Regions from separate parts of the Mus musculus genome. Here region 1 is linked to region 2. Evidence: chromatin loops called from intact Hi-C (ENCODE). Cell type or tissue: heart. All regions are shown on one strand. Each heading gives the region's core, and the rest is flanking DNA. Links, peaks and the distances in the headings are about the cores only.

Region 1 (5,376 bases), core at 102-5,101, 50 kb before region 2:
TAATTACATCCAGACCTTTGCTTAGAAGAGCTGAATGCTCCCTTGTTCTATAATTGGATGCTTATGGCCATCTGGCATCTTCTGTGACATATTAGTGGCCTTGGCCCAGTTTCTTATTGGCAATGTACGAACATTAAATTGACATTAATCTACATCCACAAGACAGCTTAAGTTTCTAAGTAAGTGAGACAGTATCTTTATTTTCTTAAGCTGCAAGGCAATTAGTCTTTACAGGTTTTTTTGTTTAAACTGTAAAGAAGCTAAAGATTAATGATAGCCATGTTATTTTAATCTCAACCCTTTAAAATCTACTCTACTTCCTAAAACAGTATCCAAATACTGTGTCATTGGTCCAATGCCTTAAGTTACAGTCATTATATCCCTCTTTGACTTGAGGCTATAGGCATTCCTAATCTGTGGGTTCTGTTGTTGTGGTCGTCGTTGTCGTCATTATTGTTGCTATTGTTGTTGTTTGAGATAGGTCTCACTTTATAGTCTGGCTGTCCTGGAACTCACTATGTAGACCAAGCTGGTCGCAAACTCACAGAGGTCCTCTGCTTCTGCTTCTTGTGCAGCGATCAAAGGTATGTGCCACCGTGAACAGCTTCAATCTGCCCTTTTTCTTAGAAAGATTCATCTGTGATCATTTTGAGCAGAACAGTAGAGACACGGTTGCTCTAGCTGGTGGCTGACTATTTAAACAGATACTCTCTACTTGGAATGAATCTAACATAATAATTCCACTTTGCATCTTACTTGGCAACCTGCTTGAAATGTTGCATAAACATCCAGCACAGGAAACATTTTATTTTGCTGCTTATGATTAATACATGTGGAACCTGCACATTCCGTTTTATAAATCAAGGCCTTAGTCAAAATTTCCTGCTTTTCTACCTTAAAAAACAAAACTGACTTTAAAAATAGCATGGAACGATACACAGTTCTTAGGGTTAAGGCCTCTGGCAAATCAATCACTCTTGACGCTGTAGTGCGGAGCCTGTATTCAGAGCATCAGCAGGAATGTTCATTCTGTAGTCATCTTTAAATGACTACGTAGGTACAGCTGGCTTCGTGAAAGCCTAAGTAAATACATGCTCCTTCTGATTCTCTGTGCTGTTGAAAAGAGGGAAGGAGAGGCTACTATAAACAATGGCGCTCGGGAAAGCGCAGGCTTCTGCATGAAGCTCATGGAAACTTCAGCTGCTCTAGTCAAGGGCTGCCTTGCCACATCACCATTTAAACACATCTATTTCTGCCCTTGGTTTCCATCTCTAATCATCTGCACACATCAAACACACATAGACACTCATTCACTCACACATTTTGATGTCTGTTCAAAGATTTTTTTTTCCGGCCTTACATCATCTGCACTTTGTGACTTTCTCAAACTCTGTCGCCTCAGCTGCTGCTGCCTAAGGGCTCCAGTGGGCTGTGCAGCATCTCGGTGGAATGTTCCCAAGGTCCTCTGAGGAGGGTATGCTGAGCAGAAGGTGCTCTGGGAGTCATGCCACTCACTGATACTTCATTGCCGCAAAGATGAAAGCTCTCTTGTTTATATTTCTTCACAGCCCACTGAGTGTTTCCTGACACAAACAAAGGAACCCAAAGCAGAGGACTCTCGGAAGACCAGGAAGTGGAAGAAGGTACCAGCAACAGTTTGTGACAGTGGTGTGGCCACATGTGGCATCCATGATACTTTACTCTGTCGTACTTCCGTGAAGCTATTTATTTCAGTCCCTGACTTAGTGATTCTGGATCTGTAAGGTTCAGTGATTCGAGATCCTTTGAACTTTCCACAGGTCACTAGAAGTAAGTTTTCTTTGGGGAACTAAAATGAAACTTTCCTGACTGCCATTTCACTCCTGTGAAACACAGGGCTGGGTTCTCACTGAGACTTCTAGAAGGAGCCGGAGTGCCTCCTGTGCTCACCCCTCTGCTTTTGTCCAAGTCCATCACCACTCTCCTTTTCTCATTCATTTGGTCTTTTAAACCTTCCACTCAAGTAATAATGAGAAGAAAACAAGCACACAAAGGTACCTTAGTGTATTTCTAACTCTGGTCCAGGCCATAAGTTAAAGGCAGACGCTCTCTCTTGCTCCTAAATGATGTCTCTGCTCACAGAGAAGCCTCTTGCTCCTGGACAGACTTTCTGGTTAGCTTTTCCCTTCTACCACAGCAGTGTGGTTTGCCTCCTGCCGAGCAGGGTGTGCTGCTGAGGTCACAGGAGGAAGTGCTTGGGATGAGAGAAATGGAGGGTCTCAGCCAATTAGCTGTCCAACAGCAGGCGTTCAGAAAGGAGCAGGCCACTCTGGTTTCTTCTCTCACAAATGGCCAAATAGGAAGGTGGGACGTGCCAGATTGGCTGAGGTCTGGCAGGCCTTTAGAGAAGTCCTTCACTTCACCTTGACTGCTCACTCTTTCTGGACCTTAGGCACCCTTAGGTTCTGGAGGTTTGAGGTCAGAGGTCTAGCTAGTTTAGCTTGGCTAAGGCCATGTTAACTTAGGGTGCTAACCAAGGTGCCACTGGTAGGTCAGCACCTTTGATGGAACCTTGAGTAGTTCTGACAGTGCTGTAGAAATGAGAACATTGGGGCAGAGGGGTGGAGAGGAATGTCTCTTTCTGGGTCTTTGGAGAAACATTAAAAGGAAATAAGGAAGTTTATGATAAACATGGATAATCCTGCTTCCCTGTATTGCATGCATGTAATAAGTTCTATACAAAGAAGTCCATATCAAAAGAGATGTGACATCTGTTTTCTTGTGTCTCTGTGAGGCCTTCGGCTTGTCTCCGAGACCAGAAGAGTCAGTGGTCATGTCCACTTTGCAGTTGGCACCCATGCTCAGCTTAATCTGCAGAAGTCCAGCCTGGGGCTCGCCATCTAAACAGGGTGCACCGGAAGTTCTCCAAATCCCATTCTTTCAAGAGTGTACAGATCGTATAGGAGTTAAAAAGAAGTTTCCATAGAACAAGACTTCTAAGACTTTTAACAGAAAACATTTTGTGCTGAGTGGAAAATTTTCACGTCTAAAAGATGCAAACCAGACATTACAGGGAGCCCGCTAGAGCATCTCTTCATTTTTCAAGCACTCACTATGTCATGAGGCTTCCCATGAGGGATTGTTTAAAACTCAAGTTCTTTCTCAGCTATCACTAAATGCTATATGCCATTTAAATGCCAGAAAAATGAACCTCTACCATAGGCCATTATAAAGTCTGTGTTCTGCTTTCTCTCCCCCACCCCCTTCTCTTGTTTTAGAAGAAAATTTCTGATATTCTTGCAAAATCAGAGCCCAAACCAGGGACCCCTGAGGACCTTCAGAAGCTGATCAGAGACCATTACAGCAGCAGCCGTTCCGTGATAGAATTAGAAGAACTGCACCTACCAGGTACAGCCAGGCTTCTGTTTTCCTAAGGAACAAACTGGGTTCAGGTTTTGACTGTTTTGTAGTTAGGTGCTCCACGTTGAAAATGTATCCCTTTTCCACGCACACACTCTTAATCCTTGTTCCTCCATCTAGACATTTTTAACTGTTAGTGATTTATATCGGACATTAAAAATGTATTTGCAGAATTGAATACCAAGATTTATGAATGTACTTTTCTTTTACTGAAAATATTAATTATTCAGTATACAATCTTATCAGATGCTTCAAGAGGTAAATGTCTCCAATGAAGATAAGATACTAAACTCACAAAAGGACATCTCACACCTTTAAAAAGTATTGGTGTAGAACTTGGTTGATTCTTCCTGTAAATAAGAACTTTAATCATGGCAAGTCTGTTAGAGCGGGTCCTGAATCCCAGAACTCCAGAGATAGTAGTATCACAAGTTTGAGTCTAGCCTGGGCTATAGAGCAAGTACTCTATCCCCCCAATTTTTAAAAAATCTTTATTAATTAAGTATTTTAGTTTTGTTGTTGTGGAGTTCCAATTGTAAAATAGTATTTGGGCTGTACCCCAGACTCTTTCAAGCCAACTAGCTAAATGGGGTGATAGAATTCTGCATTTTCACAGAAGCAGCTAGAGTTTGAGGTCTGTTGCCTTACGTAGAATGAGAAGGTGCTGCACAAGTCAAGGCACTGCTACTCTGAGCTTTTAGGTTATGATACATCCATAAGGTTCCTTCCTCAGCAAGGATAGAAGACAGATGTTAACCTGAAAGCCAGCCATAAGGAGCTTTGGCACTTGTGTGGCAGATAAGCTGTTTCCAGACTGCGGGACACAGCTAGTGCCACGTTGGGAAAAGGTCAACAGAAGCTGACTTTCCATTCCAGCTTTATGCTTTCTAGAAGCCTGAGAAGCTGAAGAACAGCCTGTTCCTGCATAGTTACAATTCTTCTGGGCTCTTTCTTAAGTGTTCTTTGGGGTTAGCAGAAGGAGTGGGCGCACACACACACGCGCACGCGTGCACACACACACACACGTTCTTTTCCAAGACAGTTGCCCTTTGGGGAACTGGAAGCATACACTTAGATATAAACAGGAGCAGGGTTCTAAAGTTTACTGAGCCCGGAGGGCTGCTCCTCTCTTGGAGGGCTGTGTCCTGGCTGTTCTAAGTGAGAGCCTGTGTGTCCCACAGGCTCTGGTCAGCCTGAAGCTGATCAACAAACCTTGAATCCTCTGCAGAATTGTTAAGAGCTGAAGGTTAAAAGATATCCTTGGGGTTCAGCTGAGCTCTGGGTTATGTTATTGTTCTAAAGCTCCATAACACAGCTGGATAAGATCATGGGCTCATGGATGCTCTGGGGAGGTGGGAGTGGGATCGGGGTGGATATGTTAGAACAGCCAGAAAGAACAGGCTTTGTTTTCAGCTAAAAGATGACTACTTGAGGCATCGTCAATTAAGGCGTATGAGAAGGTTTCAGAGAAAAGGCCCTGGTCACCACACAAAGACCAAGAACAGCCTCCAGAGGTAGGAGCCATGTTAGCTGAAGAGATAGAACACCACTCGCTGTTCAGAATCAGCTAAAGAAGGGGTCTGAATGTATTGTTCCAAATCAGTCTGTCAAGTGTCTGACTTGATTTTAATTGCCTGGTGTCTGAAGGGCAGGGACATGTCCTCTTAATTACTATTAATTGTGCTGCACACTGCTAACATCTTTCATGTGGGGACTTAATTAGGGATTTCCAGACCAAAGACTCTGGGAGCTAATTGACCTCTGCTGTCTTCTGAGAGCTGGTTTGGTTTAGCTCAGTGACCCTAAGTTGGCTAGCTGCAACCAACTCACCCAGCAACGCAAACAAGAGATTCAACCCAAGAGAGTCCGTTCCTGCTCTGCTTTGGGTAGAGCTCTCCAGATGAGTCTGATCTTGTCTCAGCTGAGAAAAATATATGTTTAAAGGCCTTCAAGGGCTCCCTGCCTCTACAGAGGCAA
Region 2 (5,376 bases), core at 221-5,220:
GGAACACTGTGAAACAGCTTGTCTTGTAGGAATGCCCGCGAGGGGAAAGCACCGCCCCTTCCATTCAGGGGGCTGGGGGTGGGGCTTGGGACTGAGGTGTCAGGGGAAAAGGTGCAAATTTTGATAGATTACACTACTGTATTTTGGAACCCTCCCAAGAAAAGGAGCCCCAAAGAAGTGATGACTGGGTACATTACATACTGGTTTTAAAAGGAGTTATCAATTGTGGAAGAACACCTGAGGGTTGGTGTGACCAAATTTGTTTGTGCAGATTCCTGATGGCAACAATATTTCTTCCTTACTTCTTTGTTTAAATTCCTTTTTTCCTTCCTTCCCTTTCTTTTTTCCTTCCTTTTTCTTCCTTCCTTCTTTTCTTTCCTTTCCTTTTCTTTCTTTCTTTCGTTCTTTCTTTCTTTCCTTCCTTCCTTCCTTCCTTCCTTACTTCCTTCTTTTTTTTCTTTCTTTTTTTTTTTTTGTGACAGAGTCTCACTATGTAACCCTGGCTGTCCTAGAACTCCCTCTGTAGACCAGGCTGGCCCTAACCTCTTGCCTCTGTCTCCCAAGTGCTAAGATTAAAGATGTTTATCCCCACACCTGACTGAAAGTCTGTCTTCACATGTCTGAGGCCATTTGTCATCTCCCGCTACATTTTCAGGAGAGAGTGGAAGGGGAGTGTGTCCTCCTTGTCCTTAATGACTTTCAAATACCTTCAGCCAAAACAGTGTGCAGAAGTGGCAAATACAGGGTCCACTATCAAATATCATCATGTAACTGTGTCCGGATTAGATACTTAATATGTCTTTTGGTGTTTTGTTTTGTTTTTTTAAGGACCAGCAGCCAGTAGCACTGTCAGGTATGGTTAAATAGAGGAATAATTTGTCCTCAAGAAAGACCAATAAATGGTAGAGCCTAGACATCTAAAGCATTGGGGTAAGGCACTGTCGTATAGAGTGGAATGAGATGAGGGAGTTAAGAAATTAGAGGGGAGGGGATAGTAAGAGTACACTTGGAGGGTAGACTGGAATAGCAGAAACTGACAGAGACGATAGAACTTTTAGACAGAAGTGTGTTAGAGCGAAGGAAACCCATCTCCCCCGCTTACCACCCCAGGAAGGGTGAAGCTTCTGTCCGTGGCCAACCCTACCTATGAACCAGATACAGACGAGCCAGCAAGCAATGGCTTGCTCGATGAAGACTTCACTGTGTGGCTACGGACAGCTTGGCTCAGGCCCTGCCAGGAATGCTGTGAGCTGTGCGCTCCACATGTGTACTCTTCCTCTCTTCGGATCAGAGCCAGCCAGTGGGAGTTGATGTCTTAGTAACAGACATATGGGCCAAGTTAGGAGACATATGTTTGAATAACAGATTGTGATTTTTTTTCCCTTCAAATTCAAAAATACAAATGTGACTCTTGATTTAAAAAAAAAAAAACGTAGATTTAACTATAAAGTGTAACTAAGCCTTATCTTTAAGAAGTTATAAATTTACACGTAATTTATATTAACTGTGGTCTTCAGAGCTCATGTCTCCAAAGCAGGTAGATTTCTTAGGCAGGCTCACACTCAGCTTTGAATCAGCCACCCAGTTAAGCACGCGCACCTCTTACAGCATGCCAGGGTTACTGGCTGAGATTGTTCTAGAGGACACCCAGCAGGCCAGAGCTGCTCCACACGGACTGTTCACTTGTGTAGTCTCCCTAGCTCCCAGTGAGGTTGAATGAGAAACTCCTGTTTCTCTTTTCCCCCAGGACTGAGCAAATGTTCTTCCCCTAAACTCTCTCCCTAGTCCCGGGATAGAAAACCACAGTGTGAAATTTCTTCTCTCTCTCCTCCATTTCTTCTCTCTCCTAGAGCAGGTTTGTAGAACTCTCCAATGGGAAAGTAGAGCTGCTCCTCTGTGGGATCCCTGCTGACTGACATCCCTGTCCTATCCACCTTTGCTTTCTCTTGCAGTGGTTGCTTTAAAACAGGGATAGAACGTTGCCTGGTGACTGTCTCTCAAGTTGAATCTCCTGACCCCACAGACCTGTGTCGACCATAACAGTAAAGTAGAGGAGAGATGGCACAGACTGAACAATGCTGCCCTCTCCCTTGGCTGTAATGAGTCTGGGATGGGAATGACGAAAGGAAGCCATACCCTAAAAGCGATACACTGTTTCTATTCTCCTCTCTGGACATGCTAAGTCTCCTCCATGATTCTGCTAACAGCCACACTTGGCCGCTGATTGGAAGCTGATTGTACACAGCTTCAATGCTGAGTGTCACCCCCTGCTTGCACTCCCCCTGTGTGATGGCTTAAGAAGTAAACCTGGCCTGCAGCATCACTCTCTCCTACTGGAAGGGAAAAGGGGGGGTCTGGAGGTGAGGATAGGACTCTTTCAGCTGATCTAGGAGAGAACACAGGTAAGGCAGCACTGGAAGATAAAAGACCAAGTGATAATGAAGGGAGAGAGAGAGAGAGAGAGAGAGAGAGAGAGAGAGAGAGAGAGAGAGAGAGAGAGGTTTGTTCCTAACATAGTTCCTTGTGCCTTTAAATAGTTCATTGCCAAGAGATTGGAAGCCCTTTAAGGGCTTGGCTGGGAAATGCCTCTGTCGTCTGTGTTGCTATGAGAAGGCTTTGTTTGTTTATTAGTTTCATTTACAAAAGGCACCAGATGTTCAAAACCCTCAGGCCACAAGCCCCATGAAGATGATATCATTACAATGCTACATAGCAAGCCCACTTCAAACACTTTCTCACAGGCAACAGGACACTGACTTTTCAAAACCATGACAAGCACCCTGCTTTTAGATTTAGAGTTCTCACCAAAAAATGTTTCTGTGTTCATCCTGAGGCTTTATTTATTGTTCTTACTCCTCGGAAGGAATTTTCTCTGTTGAAGGGACTCAAGCCTTATCCAGTTAAGGAACTTGGCCTTTTCTGAGTCTTCTGGTTCACGAATAAAGCCTCAGGTTTGCTGTGAACGAACGCTGTCTCTATCCTTTGTGCTACCTTGGACTCATCAAAGGGAATTAGATTATCTGTTCACTAGCCAGCTATTGACAAGTCACCCAGATCTATTTGTGTCCACATCTTCTCTCTACACTACAGCTATGTTGAAGAGAGCCTTGTTATGACTAATTTTATTCTAGCAAGATAGAGTTTTATTTGACTGCGTGGAAACACATGAAACAGAATAATCACCTGGGTTGGTTTTCTTTTGTCTGTGAAAAAGATCAATTTTATATAACTTAATTTAGTGTGTTTGCATATGCTATGGTATAAATGACAAATACTGAGCCAGGTCCTTAACAGATCTTCTTAGACTTTCCAGTAACCATGTTCCAAGGAGAAAAGTCCATTGTCCTTTCCACTCTGACATGGATCGGGGGAGGAGGCCTTTTCTTGGGGCTGACTTACACAGTGACGGGGGCACTGACGCTGTTGGCCTCTTTTGCCATCCTGACGATTCACTTGATGCTGAAAAGGAGTAAACTGAATTTCCTGTAGAGGTGGTGTCCAGATTTAAAGAGAAGAAGAGCAGAAGGCAGCAGCAGACAATGGAGTGATAGACCCAAAGATCCCTGGCAAAGCTTGAAGAGTTCCTGAGCCACCTCAAGGAGGAGTGCTGGATTGATGGAATCCAATATAATCCTAACTACAAGGATAAATGACGAGGTTCCCAGAGTGTGTGTGGGGGGGGGGGGAGGAGGAGCAAATAAAAAAATATATGTACAGTAAAATGTTCTTGGAATAAAGATGAGAAATGTTTTTGAACTCTAGACCAAGTGTTAAGAATCAGTTTGGAGTCCTTGTACCTCAGAGTGGGTGAGTTCCCTGGGGGTCTGCTCTCAAGGCAAGAGCAAGTGAGCCAAAACTGAGTCCTTTTAGCCATCCAGTCAGGCTCAGGCTGGTGGCTGGCTGGATGACGTTATAGACTTCCAAAGACCAACTGTTGAGCTGAGCAACAGAACTGAGTCACAACCAACTTCTTCTGTTTAGACCAAGCAGTGCTTAGCCACCTCCCGAGTATCCAAACTAAAATACACCAAAAAAGCAAGTTTCTTTCATGTTACCCAAGATAAAAAGCATTAGGAGTGAGACCTCCGCTATCATGGGTCACATGCACGCTCCCAGGAAGGGCCTGTCCCAGTCAGCACTGCCCCACGGCCACAGCGTCCATGTGGCTAAAGTGAAGAAATGGATTTACAAACTGGTCTGACTCCCTCCCAAATAGGTGTGAGCCTGAGGAACTCTCACGGTGTGGCACGGGTCTGTCTTGTGACTGGTAGTAAAATCTTAAGAATCCTGAAGTCCAAAGGCCTTCCCCCCCCCACCCCCCACCCCCGCCCCCGATCTCCCAGGGGACCTCGACCGTTTGACTAAGAAAGCAGTTCCGGCCTGAAAGCATCTTGAGAAGAACAGAGACGATAAGAATGCTAAATGCACCTGACTCTGACAGAAAGCAGAATTCACTGGTTGGCCACTACAGGACTAAAGTGGGTAGGTACTCCCACCCAACTGGAAATGTGAGTTGTCCACAGCCTCTGCTCTAGTGACATAAACTCTCTAGTGTACACGATAAAATAATTTTTGAGTAAAAGAAAAAGCATCAGGAATGACTGATTCTTCAAACTGTATTGAGCCAGTTGAGGACACAAACTGATACTAAAACGACACTATCTGGAATACAAATGATAGCTGGCCGCAAACCCACTCTCAGTCCAGGCTGGCCTTGAACTCATACTCCTCCTCCTTCAGGATCCCTGTGCTAAGACTGCAAGCCCGAGCTACCACACTAGTTACATTACTTATTCACCCCCTTGTGACGGGTGACCGAACACCTGGCAAGAAGCAATTTAGAAAACGGTCCTGATGGTGCACCATCTTTAATCCCAGCAGTGAGGAGGCAGAGTCAAGTGGATCACTGTGAGTTTGAGGCCAGCCTGGTCTACATAGTTCTAGGGCAGCCAGACTTAAAAAGAAAAAAGAAGATGAAGCAGCAGCAGCAACTTTTTTTTTTGGCGGGGGGGGGGGGGGAGAGGGGGGCGGCGGTATTTTGGTTTAGAGTTCCATCATGACAGGGAAGGCTTGACTGTAGGATTCAAATAGTAAGACGTCCATGACAAGACTGGTGTGACGGTTAATACTGGCAGGTAACGTCTTGGAACTTAGACTTGCTTAAGAGCCGGAGCCGGAGCCGGAGCCGGAGCCGGAGCCGGAGCCGGAGCCGGAGCCGGAGCCGGAGCCGGAGCCGGAGCCGGAGCCGGAGCCGGAGCCGGAGCCGGAGCGAGCCGGAGGCAGCTGGCCACATCACATCCATCAGGAGTCAGAAATCAGAGAGAAAGATGCATGCTGGTACTCAGCTGGCTTTTGCCATTGGTGTAGTCTGGGACT

The links. Hi-C counts contacts between places; a loop is a spot of excess contacts. Peaks named below come from ENCODE experiments on the same cell type or tissue, not always from the same donor. Only the 100,000 strongest peaks of a DNase experiment are listed, where the experiment ranks them.
Region 1: it touches region 2 in a loop (1.8-fold over the local background); 4 of 42 quality-filtered maps call a loop at or near these places.

What each region holds. Positions count from the first base shown.
Region 1 is chr16:57,314,173-57,319,548 of GRCm38, reverse strand. It overlaps Cmss1 (cms small ribosomal subunit 1), which reads left to right. Exons shown (of 10, transcript NM_025599.3): 3 at 1,569-1,643; 4 at 3,258-3,387. Among named protein-coding and RNA genes, the nearest start is that of 4921517D16Rik, 15 kb to the left of the region's middle. In heart, for the core only: no CTCF peak of the experiment used is centred there; no DNase peak of the experiment used is centred there; H3K27ac peaks cover 689 bases.
Region 2 is chr16:57,264,523-57,269,898 of GRCm38, reverse strand. Tmem30c (transmembrane protein 30C) reads left to right here. Exons shown (of 8, transcript NM_027651.1): 8 at 3,305-3,760. The coding sequence ends at 3,489. Among named protein-coding and RNA genes, the nearest start is that of Gm26800, 12 kb to the left of the region's middle. In heart, for the core only: no CTCF peak of the experiment used is centred there; DNase peaks (open chromatin) are centred at 1,628 and 2,608; H3K27ac peaks cover 677 bases.